Linked DNA regions of Homo sapiens: region 1 is linked to region 2. Evidence: chromatin loops called from intact Hi-C (ENCODE). Cell type or tissue: adrenal gland. All regions are shown on one strand.

Evidence for each region. Hi-C counts contacts between places; a loop is a spot of excess contacts. Peaks named below come from ENCODE experiments on the same cell type or tissue, not always from the same donor. Only the 100,000 strongest peaks of a DNase experiment are listed, where the experiment ranks them.
Region 1: it touches region 2 in a loop (4-fold over the local background); 12 of 110 quality-filtered maps call a loop at or near these places.

What each region holds. Positions count from the first base shown.
Region 1 is chr3:118,632,279-118,640,278 of GRCh38, forward strand. The region is part of intron 2 of LOC105374060 (a long non-coding RNA gene); the gene reads right to left. Among named protein-coding and RNA genes, the nearest start is that of IGSF11-AS1, 310 kb to the right of the region's middle. RefSeq lists an enhancer at 3,290-3,339. In adrenal gland, no CTCF peak of the experiment used is centred here; a DNase peak (open chromatin) is centred at 4,544.
Region 2 is chr3:116,760,669-116,768,668 of GRCh38, forward strand. No RefSeq gene overlaps it. Among named protein-coding and RNA genes, the nearest start is that of TUSC7, 55 kb to the left of the region's middle. In adrenal gland, no CTCF peak of the experiment used is centred here; no DNase peak of the experiment used is centred here.

The DNA of each region.
Region 1 (8,000 bases), 1.9 Mb after region 2:
GGAGGCGGAGGTTGCAGTGAGCCAAGATCGCACCACTGCACTCCAGCCTGGGTGACAGAGCAAGACTCCGTCTCAATAAATAACTAAATCAATAAATACCTCCACCGTGACTAATTTCAAACTACAAACATGATACCACTGGAAATGAATTTGAGAAATAGATGCACACAGTCGGCTTTGTGAATCAATATATGCCAGATCCAGCACAGCACTGCTCACAGCCAACAGCCTTCACTGGCTCACCAGCTATGTGAGTGAATCAGGTCCAAAGTGGATATTCCAGCCCTTAGTTGAGCTGCCACAGCTGACTCCACATGGAGCAGAGGTATGTCTTTCCTTCCAAGCCCTGCTCAAATTTTAGGTTTATGAGAAAAATAAATGACTGTTGTCATTATAAACTACCAAGTGTTGGAATAATTTGTTATAAGGCATGAAATACTAATTTAAATAAATAAAGGTGTAGGAGGTGAAGTAGAGAAAGTCTCTGAGATGAACTTGGGGTTTTCTGAATGATTGGAAAAGCAGTTATATATTTGAAGCTAAGGAACCTGCAGCTAAAATGTGTAAGTTTGAAAACCACAATTGTACATTAAAGAAAAGTAAATAGATAACAGACATTAGGTGATTATCTGATTAAAGTAATTCACACTAAGATGTTACTGGAGCCCAGCTTAACCTCCAAGGGGATGTTCCCATTTTAAAAGAAGAGGGTAATAGAACAAGTTAGTAGTTCTCAAGCAATGCTAATCTGAGGTATTTTGTTGCTGAAAGCAAATAATGGTAGCTGCTTATATCTGAATTCACAATGAAAAAAAAAGATTTCAATGAAGTGAATTTTCTCGATTTGTTTGTTCCATGGAAAAACAGTTTTCTTAAATTTATTTTACTGCTACAGTTTTGCTGTTGGTGAGTCTTAGCAAATGACAGGACAAATTATTAAGTACTATGTTAATATTAACAGAAAAACTTAGAATCATCCTTAGTTCCTTGGCCTGTGTGATTATGGAAGTGATTTCATATTGCAGTTTATGATACAGTTGTATTTTCTGCTGGTTAAGTGTCCTTAGTTTGCAAATGGAATTAAGTATATCAATATTTCATGGAGTTCTTCTGAGAACACTACTTCCTCCAGGTGTTTTGCCAACTAATCAAGATTAAGAACCATGAACTTAAATGAATCTGTCATTAGTGGAATATAAGAGGGGATATTTTTTAACAGGGTGGGAAGCCTCACTTTGCGCTGTCCCTGCTCTGAATATCTGTCATGCCTTTACCACAGGACAGGAAGAACAGTTATCAGCAACTTAGCTGATAACTCACGTCTGAATGGCTTACTATCCTGGTCCTAAGGCAGCTGAAAAAAGCCAGATTTAGCTGGAAGACACAAAACCATGTGGTAGTCCAAAGAGAAGCGTGATTGTAAGATTAGATCGCATAAATATAAAATAAAAATTATATTCAGTCTAGAGATGAAACTAGAGTGATTGAGAACAATTAAGAAAAGTGAGAAGAGACCCATATTAGTAACCCCAGTTCTGTCATGCTTGGCTGCTTTGAGAAAGTGTGTGTGAGAGAGAGAGAGAGAGAGAGAGAGAGAGAGAGAGTGTGTGTGTGTGTGTGTGTGTGTGTGTGTGTGTGTTCTACATCGAAGTTCTAGAGAACTATTTCTCAAACAAGACTATATGAATAAAATAACCTATCTGTATATGAAAAAGTCAGCCAATTTCAGAAAAAAGCACTCCCTTGATATTAGACTTATAAACAAAAATTATAAAATGAAAATAGAAGGCATAACGCTGACTAGTGTTATAAACCTAATATATAAACCTAAATATAATTGCCATGGTAGATTATGATGGTTAAATTTTCCAATATCTGGGCCTCCTAATAAAAATGCTAGTTAGCCAGAGGATTTTGAGTTTGCATAAAATACAAGGATAATTATTGATATTTTTTGTTTTATATTCCATCCATTTCCAAAATGAATTTGAGGCACACTCCTTTTCTAGACCAAAGTTGACTCTCTCTCTTTCTCATAATATAACAAGATCAAGAAGTCTTGATAGCTTCTTTTCTTTGTCACTTGATGCTCTTGAATAATTCAAGGTACTGACAAAACCAACCTCCTCCGAGCTTCATAATCCACTGCTCTTCAGTCCTATTCTAGCACATATTTGTGCTATAGCTAGCTTTTTTTCTAGCCCTGGATATCCTTGAAGGTTCTTTTTTGTTACCTGAAAAAAAAATTAATTTCAGCATCAAGGCCAGGGGAGAGAAGTAGAGGGTGAGGAGGAAATTGGTATCCCCTGCCTTCAAAGGAAGCCCCTGTCAAAGATTTAAAAACAAAACAAAAGCTTTTGTTGGCAAGAGTGAGATAATACCCACCCCTGTACTCATACTACTATCGGCCTAAATGTGACAGAGCTTTAAAGTTGCCCTTATCCTTTGACCCAATCATTTAAAATCAAGGAATGTGGTCTAAACAAATTTTAAAAAAAAAAATTTTTTAAATGTAAAAGCATATTCTTATTGCTAGGTATAATTTATAAAAATAACATAAATCCCAACAATATGAGAAGTTTAAATACATTCTACTATATCTATGTTATAATAATCCACAACACTCTATATACAGTATAATTCCATTTGTGTGTTTGTGTTGTGTGTATATGTGTGTGCACATAGATCAGAAAGAAATAAGTAAAATTCTTAACAGCAGTTATTTCTGGCACAACAATTGTGATATTTCTATTTTCTTGCTTACATTTTTCTATGTTTTCTAAGTTTTCTGCAGAACAGATTTTATTTTTATAATCAGAAAAAAATGATATATAAATAAGTTGTCCATTCATGCCCTTACAAATCAATCAAAATACAGGAGTCTCTGAATTACTCCTGAAAGCTGACCCTCCCTGGATTTACTGATTTCCTTTAGTTTTTTTTTTTTTTTTTTTTTTTTTTTTTTTTTTTTTTGAGACGGAGTCTCGCTCTGTCGACCCGGCTGGAGTGCAGTGGCACGATCTTGGATCACTGCAAGCTCCGCCTCCTAGGTTCACGCCATTCTCCTGCCTCAGCCTCCCAAGTAGCTGGGACTACAGGCGCCCACCACCACGCCCAGCTAATTTTTTTGTATTTTTTTAGTAGAGACAGGGTTTCACTGTGTTAGCCAGGATGGTCTCGATCTCCTGACCTCATGATCTGCCCTCCTCTGCCTCCCAAAGTGCTGGGATTACAGGCATGAGCCACCGCACCCAGCCGATTTCCCTTAGTTTTATATTTATTTTTCCTTCACGACTCCTGCCTCAGTGCTTCCTGCTCCTGGGGACTGGATCCCTCTCTGTCTCAGTGCAGAACAGCAGAAGTGCATGGCTGTCTCTCATTCATCGAAACTGCTACACTCTACTTTCTGCTTGTCCTTGGGTTTTATAAGCCAGGTGCACTTTCTCTTTCTCTCTCTCTCCCTTTGTGCAGACCTTTACCAAGCAAACATTCTGCCTCTAATAATGCTCTTTTTTTCTTTCCACCACAAAACTTCCAGGAGCCAGTTTTCTTCCTGGGCTCATTTGTGTGTGTGTGTGTGTGTGTGTGTGGCCCTTCATCTTATATATAGCAAGAGACCAAGAACGTTCATTCATACCCTTTGACCCAAATATTTAATTTCTGGGAATACAGCCCAAAGAAAAAATTCAAAATGTGGTGGTGGCAGAGTAGGATAAACTATGAAATATTCACCATAGCATAATTTTTAATAGCAAAAATTAGAAGCAACCCAAGTGGCCCACAATTGGGAAGTAATTAAGTAAAACTAGGCATATCCATAAAGTAATTTTTTTTCAAAATAATAGCCATTAAAATTAATGACTAAGACTAGGTGGCAATTGGGTAAATGTTTAAATATAATTTTAATGAGAAAAAACAGTACTTAACTTCAAATCTAAGTAAAAGGGTAAAACGAAACATAGAAGGATAAACAGAGATTATAAAGAAAAGCATTTTTCCTCTAGTTAGTTACTTCACTAGTTTGGAACCCCAATCTAAAGGTACATATGAACAGTTCTAAAAGTTCTGGTATTGAAGGATCTTACCACCAGCCCATGAGCTGAGACGAAGTTTCCTTCCTTCCCACTCACCTTGTCCCTGCAGGACAATGGTGACTTATTTCTAGTAAAGACAAAGTCAGCTCTATGTCTAAACGTGGTGAAGTGTCTCCTTCCTTCCCATCCAAATGCCTCTAAACAAAAAACCTCTGAAGACCAAAATTTAGTACTGTTTCATCAACGATTTGTGACTCAGTGCCTACCACTGGATCTGCCTGCACCCCTGGCACTATTCCTACCTGCTATGGCTGTGTCTGGTACAATGGAGCTGGCAAGACAGCACGGACCTCTGACTCCCAGTAGGGCAGCCCTGCAGGGAGAGGCCTCCCACTACCTCTCAGAGCTAGTACCTCTTGTCTGGCTCTTCCAGAAGCCATCACTACAAAGGGGAGAGGGTTCAGTAAGGCTGCACTCCCTTTGACCAAGGCTGTGTTTTCTCTACTACCAGAAGGGTCCCTGTATTCTTCTAGTCACTCATATCACCGCCGCCAGACCCACTGCCTTCCCTGTGCTCCACTTGCTCCTTAACTTTGTTGCTCTAGTCTCCCTTCCATTAGGAAGTTATTAAAATCTCCCATAAAGGCAGCTAACCCTTTTTCTATTTCTCAAGGTGCATGTGTCTAGGAAAAGACAGGAGTACTTCTCTTCCCTGTTGAGGCTTCCCCCAAGTGGATGGCTGAAGAAAGGCAGTTCGTTCATCCTGATAGAGCTACTGAGGCTAACGGCAGTGAGGTGAGCCCTCTTACTCCCTTTCTATCAGTGAGTTCAGGGGACACAAAAACCCCATGTAAGAGGTGTGCACCTGAACAAGCAAATCCACATGCATCATCACAAGGTCATTTTCTATGTTGCAAAAATTCCCCAGCCTTCCAGCAACAGGAAAACTCCTCATTAACGAGGCTGTCTTAAAGTCCCAGGAGGCATATAGAAACTGCCTTGAAGGCATTCACTGGTTACCTTACTTGCATTTTTCCCAGGGAAGGCAGTCTTCCTTGGGTCCAAAATAAGATTTTCCTAAAATCCTGAGCTGTTATAGAGTCCCAGGTTCCACATATACACATTTTATTTTGAAGTTTAGAAACTACATGTGCATTAAAAATGAGTTGGAGGAAACGTATCTAAATGGTCATACCAACTGTTAGAGTGGTGAAATCACAGATGACTTATCTCTTGAAATCTTTATTTTCCAAATTTTTATGTTTACTTTTTCAACCTAAAACATAGAGGGCAAATAACACAAGAATGTCTCAAGATCCTCTCAATTGATCAAAACTCCCTATAAAACCAAAATATTTCTTCTATTTGATTTTTGTTTCATTTTCTCCAATTTCTTTCTTTCTCCTCTCTGGTGAGAGTATTTAATTGTGGTCTCATCCATCTATCTTTGCATCCATCCATCTGACCGTCCATCCGTCCATCCATCCATCCATCCATCCATCCATCCATCCATTCATGCCTCTTCTTTCCATTCCTGCCTTAAAGGAGCCAAGCAGGGAAGTCACGAGTTGCCTTTAAAAAAAAAAAGAAAGAAAGAAACGTTCAGCAGCAGCCAAGCAGCCAGAGGCACTAATGTGAGAAGCTGGAGAAGGTGTCGTTTTGCACTCAAACTGACATTTAAGCTGTTTCATAAATATGAAATCAAACTTGAAGGTCCAGATGGGCTGCCGCCCCCTCCGCCTTTTGCTGGAATGACATGCTATTTACCAGCCTCAGAAAGGGGGACTGAGGAATGAAACTTCCAGATGATGAGTCACAGAAGAAAATGATTGATGAGTGATGAATGAACTAGTGTTTTTTTCATGCAAGAATCAGGAGAGAGTTTCTGCCCGATGGACAGTGATCACCGACGCGTAGTGTAGCCACAGTCAGACTGTGACAAGGAGCAAGGTGGACACATTTCCCAGGTGCTACACAGAGTAGACAGTACAAGTCACAGCTTGTCACTCACTCACTCACACATACATGGAGGCATTTCCAAGAGGGTCACTTTTATTCTGGGTGATTCCATAGCAGCAGTTGTTCCATATCATATATGCATCATAAAAAAGAGTATCACATGAAGCCAAGTATAAAATTTGAGTTTTGGTGACATAGGCATCTGTCAGGATCTTGGAATCCCGGAGTGTTTATGACTGCAGTACCCCGCCAAGTGCTTCCTACAGCACTGTTTTTGAGGTGAGCATTGCAGAACCTTGTCTGCCTCTCCAGAGCCCTGTGGAGCTGGAAGGGATGAGGAAGGCAGGGATTTTGGAGGCTCCACTGCCACTTCTGCAACATCAAGCCATGACCCAGAAAGATACCTCCTATTGCTATGCTGCAAAGCTACAATATGCTCCCAATTTAGAGAGATGGAATGTGGTTCTCCATCATTCTGGAGGACTCTCAGGGATGTCTTGGCATTAGTCTCTGATTATTCCTTGTAACTCAAGTGTTTCACTTTTCTGAAGAATAAACAAAGAGACAGCTTGGTTTATTTTATAGCTATTGCTGTAAACCAAGGAAATCACTTTTAATTCCATTTCAATTACAGAAAGAAGATTTTGATGATGTCCATAAGGTGACATTTTCTTCATCATTTGAAAGATAAGAATTTGAGGTTGAGCAGGGCACTTTCTTCAATGAAACACACGGTGGTGATTTGCAGGCATTGGCTGTAACCTTGACCCATACATTCTCGTGATTGGGCGGAACAGATTTTTTATAACAGGACAGATTCCAGCTCCAGCTTGTTTGCTCTAATTCTTTGGAATCACCACCTTTGTATGTACCTGAGCATCCAGATGAGAAGAGCCTTTGTTATGTTTCTATAGATTGAGGTTCATGACAAGCAATATCAGAGCTGTTCTACCTCCTTCTTTCAAATGAATTTCTGCAAAATAAAGTCCTCTAGACAATGTTAAGGGAGAAAAACCTCCCTCCCTCTGATTGTCCCCAGACCAATCCTTACATAGGCAGCATTGATGTCTCTCCTGCTCTGACTCTGCATTGCCCCACCTCTTGCCACCTTTGGGGGATGTGATTAGGTATAAGATGCAAACTTTGCACTTACCTCTGAGCTAATATGTGCTACAAACAAGGTTGGTGGGAGGGGGCATAGCTGCTGAATCTCTAGAAGGAGGATTACGAAAACCTGCAGTGAGGATCTATCCCAGTGGAATAATGAGAAGAGAGAAGGAAGTGCAGAAGTGAGCAATAGGATTTCCTGGCAGAGGCTGTGGCAGGCTTTGTCTCCCTCTCTTAGAGACTTCGGTTATCAGTGGGTCAATGGCATGCTGGCACATAGTGTGTCTTTTTTTTTTTATTGACTCCAGTGAAGAAATTTCTTACCACTGGATAGATGATAGATAGATAGATAAGATAGGGATATCTTTTAAAGGTTGAATCAGAAGATCTCTGTTATTTGGCTTGATTATGGTTTATACGAATTTCAGTTTTCTAGGTTACAATTTTCCTTAAATGGGCCATTGGATTTCTGGCCTGCCAGATTTAAAAATTCCAAATACATTGAAGATGCCCCCCAATTCAGGGCATATAGAATCAAATGTAAAGCTGGTGTAAAGTCAACACACCGCTTAAAGAGAACTGGTCTCTCCTCTGCTATTTCAGATCCTACTAATTTCGTTGAGACACTGGGTCACATTATGGTAACTTCTTCATTGGAAGAAATTCAAAGGCTTAGCAAAAGAAAGTTGTAACTCCCTCGTAAATATTAAAACCGAATTCAATTTAATTTTAAACATTTTCTAATTGGATACTGTGTGCTTAACCCTACACTGGACATTGAATAGGGTTTTAAAATTTTTGTTTTTTTCCTACTTCAGTGCATATATGTTTCCTATTAAAAATTAAATGATAGCACAAGTCAGTAAATAGTTAATTTCTTAATTAGATCATTTTGTAGGA
Region 2 (8,000 bases):
TGCCTCAGCCTCCCGAGTAGCTGGGCTTACAGGAGCCCCCAACCACTCCTGGCTAATTTTTGTATCTTTAATAGAGATGGGGTTCCACCATGTTGGCCAGGCTGGTCTCAAACTCCTGACCTCAGATGATCCACCCGCCTTGGCCTCCCAAAGTGCTGGGATTACTGGGGTGAGCCACAGTGCCCGGCCGAGTCATTTTTATGTCACTGTTCATCTGACTTGCATTTTTTTGTTAACTGAAGTCTCTCTAAAAATCACATCTTAAATACGCTCTTGTAGATTGGACGGTGAGCTTCATCAGTGCAGGGATGGTATTGGTCTTGACCTCCGAGGCTTCCCTAGTACTTACTGCAATGCAGCAGGCACACAATCCACATTGGATACATTCAGTTGAACTAAACAGCATCTTTCCTTAAGATATTTTTAATTCGGATATAATTATGTGATCATATTAATAGCATGATTCAAAATGAATCAGTAGAAGACCCTAGGGCCTTCAGATCATTTCAAACTATAAACACCACCATAGTTTAGTTTGAAAATGGTGGCTGCGGTGGGGGCTGGGAGTGGAATCCACTATCGTAATGATTTTCTGCCATTCCCTAATGTCTTCCGGCCTCCTTGCAGCTCTTTTGAGTTTTTATACTTGTTTCTCTTAGTCACATATACTAACAAAAAGAGAACAATTGAGTCAGACATCCTCTGCCACAGTTAGAATTTCAGTGCAGACATGCTTTATATATGGATCCCCATGAAGAGGAAAACGATTCAAGCCCACAGTCACTCTTAATATCCATCTAAGTCTTCATCTGGCTGCACTTCTCTAGATTGACTATGTGTCTTTTCTGATGTATCTACCTAGTAACCTCCCTTGGCTGGAAACTATTATATTTTCTGGCATCTCAGCACTACAGAGAAGTCACAAAGTATCTTTCTGACTTCCTCTTCACCCTAACAAAGATAAGATTTGGGACTCTGAGAATCAGAGAAGGGACCAGGCACCCCACAAGAATATCAGCCATGAGAAACTGTGAACAAATTCAGAGATCTGGACAGTATGAAGGACATTGCTGACATAAAAAAGTCAGAAGTCTAAAGCTGGTCTAACAGACATGCCAAGACCCAAAGTTAGTAATAAGGAGGCAGGATACAACAACATCCACATAGCAATGAATTTGGAAAGACCTGTTCTTAGGCCAAGGAGCACAAAGCTAGAGAGCAAAATTAAGGAAATGGCCTCTCAGATTTATTTTTGACTCACACCAATATTTTGTTTTTCCACGGATATGCTACCTTTTCTTCTCTGGATTTCTACCTTCCAACTTCATACAATTTCTATCATGTTTGTCTTTTTCTCCTGTTCTCTCTCTCTCTCTCTCTCTCTCTCTCGATGGGGGTGGGGGTGATGTCTGCAATATGTTCTGCATCTGTGTCCCTGTATTTTGTCAGGGAGGCATTTGTTCTCAACTTTCCCAATATGTTCTCCAAATGCAAAAGATATAAACATGACGAGAGGTTCCATTATTGCTTGATCCATTAATTGTTTTTAAAATTCATTAGAATCCTAGCTGAACATTATGAGAAGGAGGAAGGAAAATAGTAGAGTTGCACTGAGAAGAAAAATGTTCTTCCTTTTTTTTTTTCTATCAAAGCCATTGTTATTTACTCTCAGAAATGCACACTGCTTTTAGCTGTCTTCCCGCATGGAAATCTTCAATGGTCCAAATAGTCTTAACATTGAAACTCAGGTAGTTTCTGTGGTTAGTGATGGAGGTAGATATTAAAGGGATTGTATCTATAATCCACAGGATCCAAGGGGATATGTCACATAAACAACTGGAAATCGGAATCTGGAGCTCAGAAAAAAGCTGAAGAGGAAAATGCAATGTCTTGGGTTATAGATGGTCTATAAAACCAGATAATTGGGTGAAATAAGCCTAATAAGGCAATAGAACATGAAAAGGAATGAGGACCCTGAAATGAGGCTTGGAGAAACTCACACATTCACAAATTGGGAGGCCACAAAAAGAAACTGAGGAGCAGACAGAAAGAGGACTAACATCATGCAAAAGTGGTGTCAAGAAAGATAGTGAGGAAACTATTGCAAGAAGAAAGGCAAAAGCAACTGCACTGAAAGCTGCTTAGAGGTAAAATAAAATGAGGATTGATAAATGTGAATTTGGCAATATGCTGATCACTGGCAAATTTAGCCAGAAACATGCCAATGGAATGATGCTGTATATAAGCCAGCTTAGAGAGGGACAAATTGTGAAGTGGAGGAAATCTTTTATAATTCAAATTTAAAATAATTTATTGAAAGAACATTTAGAAGGGTCAGGCACAGTGGCTCACTCCTGTAATCCCAGCACTTTGGGAGGCCAAGGCAGGCAGATGGCTTGAGCCCAGGAGTTCGAGACCAGCCTGGGCAACATGGCAAAACCCCGTGTCTACAACAAATACAAAAGTTGCTAGGCATGGCAGTGCACACCTGTAGTCCCAGTTACTTGGGAGGCTGAGGTGGGAGGATCACCTGAGCCCAGGTGGCGGAGGCTGCAGTGAGCAGTGATAATGCCACTGCACTCTAGCCTGGATGACAGAGTGAGACTACACCCCCTAAAAACACAGAGAAAGACAAAAGAACATTTGTAATAATTAATGGGATGTGAGACAGTTGGGGACAACATGGCCTTTTTGTGAAGGACAAAAAAGAAATATGACTATAGCTTGATGGCACTGTAGTATCAAGGGTGTGTGTTTGCTTGCTTTTTTAGTTGATGTAAATGCTGATGACAAAGATACAGTACAATAGATTGTGTGTATATCTCTGTAATAACGGATAGAACCATGTCTCCCAAAAAGAGGAGGTAATGGGTAGGCAGACAAACCTGTCCCATTTGTTAGCTTGTATTTTCTTTATGGATAAAGTTACTTGTAATAGCACTACATTTTCCCATGAAAGCATATACCAATACCACCAATATATGTTACAATGCCCTATGAATAAACGAAATAAACTTGTTGAAAATTTTAAGTGACTGGGATGTATGTAATTTCAGATTGATAGTTTTAGCATGGTATCAAAATATCTAACACTAGAAAAGGAGATACAATAAATGTAATGAATTATTTAGCAGCTACATTGCAGGACAGTTTTCTGAGATTTTTAAAATATTTATTTTGGAACTCAGTCTATCCCTTGAACAGCTTCATAGCACTGTCAGTGTCTCTTCTGGTGGTATTGTCAAATGCTATTCTAGTAGGTGCCAATTCACCATACTGCCATCGGTTTAAACAAACTATTAGTATACTGTATGTGTGTATGAGCATGTATGCAAGCTTTAAACATGTGCTGATATGCCAGAAAACAAAATTTCAGTGCCTGGAAAATGCAACCATAATGTAATTATGTCTGCTCATGAGCATGTTCATGGATGGACAAATATCTATCACCTTTTTCAGGTTCAATTTTTAAAATTTGTGATCACCATCAATTTACTCAAAAATAACAGCCGTGCTATTGCTTATAACAATGGTAGTGTGGATGCAGAGTTAGTCATTGATAATATTTTTGCATTGTTACATTTGGTTATATTATCTCCTTAAATATTTCTAAGAACCAAAGTATTCTTCAAAATATTCTGTAATTTTACAAACACTATTTCATAATGCAAGAGTTGTGATGTCACTGAAGATTCAACTTTGAGTGTTGCTTAGTATCTAGAATTTGGTTTAAAGTTAAATAGTAAGGATCAGGTCAGGAATTTAAAAACTACTCAGGTCCCATGTTACACATAATTCTCACAAGGGTGGTAATAGTGTACTGAACATGCTATGGCCAGAGATTATAAATATATGCATATGTACGTGTGTACTTACATAAATGTGTGTGTAAATATACGTGAGTGTTTTTTCATGCATATGATATAAGCCTGGTGTAAACACTTTTTCCAAAATACTCTCATAAAAATGACCAATGTACTGAAGGGCATTGCTCTTTCACATCCAATCCACAATCTCCAAGCAAACAAGACAGAGGAGGGAGCCAAAGCCCCTCCCTGTGCACTGGGGATTTATAGATAATAAAAATATTTTAATGCTGCTGATTTAAAAAAAAAAAACACACTATTGCTGGCCCAGCCAGTGAAGAAGAATAATTTTTTTTTTAGATCCAAAAACATTTCTTGAAAAAAAGATGTCTTGACCTGTGATATAATACATCTTTCTCTAGGAAGGCTGTAGTATGCACCACCCAGGATGCATGGCAACTGGATGATATATATTACAGATATAGATATAGATATAGATATAGATGTAGATGTAGATATAGATATAGATACAGATACAGATACAGATACAGATACAGATACAGATATAGATATAGATATAGATGGATAGATTCAGAGGCAAGACACTGTCATTTTTAGTGCAGATTGCTTGAACCCAGGAGTTTGAGACCAGCCTGGGCAACATGACGAAACCCCGTCTCTACAAAAAATAAAAAAATTAGCTGGGCATGGCAGCACACACCTGTAATCCCAGCTACTTGGGAAAATGAGATTTATAAGTTATCTGCAAAAATGCAATGAAGAGATTTTCGTAACATTTATTTTGGAAACAGTAAAATTCCAAGTAGAATTTTACAAAGGAATGGATGAATAGATTGCAGAATATTCACCAAATGGAATATTATGCACTGATGAGAAATAAACATAATGCTGAGTGAAAAGAGAAAGTCCCAGAAAACTACATATATTTAATACCATTTTATAAAGCTTTAAAATAAGTGAAACACAGGAAATTATTGTTAGGATATATATGACATAGGTATTTTATTAGAAACCAAGTGAATATTAAATAGAAAATTTAGAATAATGGTTACCTCTGAAGAGAGAAAAGGGGATGAGATAAGAAAGGAATACATAGGTAGATGTAAATTTGGGCAATATTCTAGTCTTTGGGTTGAATATTCATGATAAAATTTTGCTTTGTAATCTATATGATATACTATATGTGTGTGTAAACATAAATATGTATGTATAATTATTTAAGCAAAAATAAAGTAGAATAAAAGTAAAGTCTTAGCACTAATAGGTGTTATTTCCCTAATATATTGAAAACAAGATATATTTAAAACACTACAGTCACAATTTTAGTACTGAGAATTTATTGCATAGGAAGCAATCTATAAGCCCATAACATCTGGAAGATAACATTTATGCCCTACTCTGTGTTTTGTATCACTGATCTTTTTTCTAAATTTCTGCAGTATGCGGGAGGCAACACTTAGTACTACATACCAATACCAAACAAATGAACATTGAATTGTTTTTTCCTAACTAAGGGTCAGGTAACCTAGATGTTGACAATTATATTATATTATAAACCAGTGTATGCAGGAATATTACACAGTCCAGATTAAGCCATGACACTGTCTTGTACTGTTGACTTTCTTTACTCTTTTCTAAAAAACATAGCCTCCTGGTTCCTCAGAAGTAAGCAGTCATAGAAATGTAGAATACAGCCCAATAATTGAAAGGAAAAGTTAGGCTAAATAGGACTCTGTTACTATGTTGTGTCTCCGAAATTCCAGCAACTCCTGATTATATCAAGGGGTGCCAACCAAATGTGCATTTTTCAACACTTCTTCACCTCTATCACCAACAGACTGTATCTCTAAAATTTTATGAATTACTGCTCAAATTCTTCCGGGAGACTTATGATAATTACTACTGCTTCTGCAGAGTTACAAATCTGCTACATCAATTTTAGCCAAAAGATATGTGTCTCAAAAAACAATTTTTCTTCTATGTAGAAGGCCTGAGGCAATTATCCAGGAAGGCTGGTTTTCCTAGGTGGGAATAGGCACTGGGGAAACTGCCTCAACTCTTTCAGGCTTTTAGTGCAGTAGTTGTTTAAAATGTGGATGTCTTGTTCCTTTGAGAATATGATACCGATCTCTCTCATCAGAAATACAAATACTCGTATGTACCAGATGTGTTTCACTTTTGGGGCTTAGGTATTCCTGAAGCTCATTCATGGGCTAAGGATCTGTGGACTTGCATTGTTGTGGTTCATCTGGCTGATGCCCACACTTTCTTTGGAAGAACATGAATAATGAGGGTGAGATTTATACTGTGTTTATGATCTCTTGTTTCAGTTACTATAACCATCTTCTATCTGATTTCTTTGCCTGTCCTCTGCACTGCTACCGTAGTGATATCTCTAAATAAAGTGTAATCAGTTAACACACCCATCTACCCCACGACTCCCTACTGAAAAATTTCAAGAGCTCTTTATCAAAATTCCATTGCAAAGCATCCAAGACCCTTGATGATTTAGCCCCTCCTGCTTCCTGGGCCTCACCTTTCACTCTGCCCTCCTGTGGCCTACGCAAGTTGCCAGGCAATCTCGTACTCCAAGCCTTTGCACATTTGTTCCCTCTATCTGGTATATCACCCTATGCCTTTATTATCATGGGGATTATTATGACCTGTCTGCATTTTTTGAAGACCCAGAGTGGGTTTCACGTCTTTCAGGAAGCTCTATCTAGCCTTTCCACTGTAGAAAAGAAATAACAATGTGTGTGTGGAATGAATTAATGAAAAAACTAGCTGTCAGGAATGATGTTGTTTAGAGGAAGAAGAACTGAACTAATAGTGTGAGGATTTTTCTAGTCTAGAATCGGTTACTAATTCACTACAAATCCTTGAGAAAGTAATTTTCTTTCAGAGTTTTATTTTATGGAAAAATGAGGTGGTTGGACAAAATATTCTCAAATTTCACTTTTTATAAAGCTTTCTTCTTAGTATCTTTCCCCCTCCAGGATGTACTTTGTTGGTATGTTGTGTGATTAGAAGAGAGAAAGAAGAAGGAGGGAAGTTGTATGTACTTGGTATGTGAATTCAACCTGAAGATACCCAGTAATATCTGTGGGTAACATTGATGATAAGCTTTTATTTCAATTACTTTTTCCTGCTGTGAAGCATAAATAAAAATTTTTATTACACTGTTTTCTGTCATTTTATAAGTAAGAAAGAAGTGAGCAAAGGAGAGAAATGTTGCTTACCAACTTACATTCCTCAATTCATTTTTAAAACAATTATCATGGTTCCTAAAATGGTATTTCTGACAGAAAATGGACTAGAAAAAAATATATTCCTACCCATAAAACTTAAAAATGAGAACAAAGACCTTGTCTGTTTTGTTATATGGTTTCCTCTGTGCCGGATATGTATTGGTTGCTCAGTGAATATTTGTTGAATGAAGTATCTGTTCACCATTCTATTCACAGGTATCAAGAAGACCACAGCTCAGGGTGGATATGAGATGCAGAAGAATCTCATTAATTTCATCTTCAGTATTTCAAAATATTTTGACATGGGCTGGACAGAGTACTTACAACTAAAGGATTTATTAAGCTTAGCTGCTCTTGAAATTCCAGAAGGCAAGTTTAGGAACAATCAAGGAAAAAATTCAATTTTTCTTTTTAAAAGTACCTATTTACTTATAAGTGATCAATGTGTTAATTACATTTGTTTTAAACCTATTCACTGAGGTAATCACCGTAAAGAATTGTGTTATTACACTCTTTGAAACCTGTTTCTGTATGAGAGGCTAATGTATTTTTCTTTCAGCAAGGTATTCAGTTGAAACTCCTGATTTGAATATAAGACATTAAAGTATGGGTATTTTCTTTATAAATGCGTTTTCCCCTAAAGTATGTTTTCAAATCACTAACAGAAATAGCTATTTCACATGTACAGAATGCTATATGTTTAAGTGTTTGATTGAATATAAGGATTAATGAGTCACTGTATCTGGTTTCAAACAGCATATAATCTAATAAAGTTAATGAGAGATATAGCGAAGGATAAAATATACCATATGTATGCCATGACAAATATTACTCTTTTCATGTATAGAAGGCTGGATGAGGGAAGCATGGGATCTCTTTCTTAGCATGGTAATCAGAGAAGTTGTCACAAAAAAAGATAGCATAT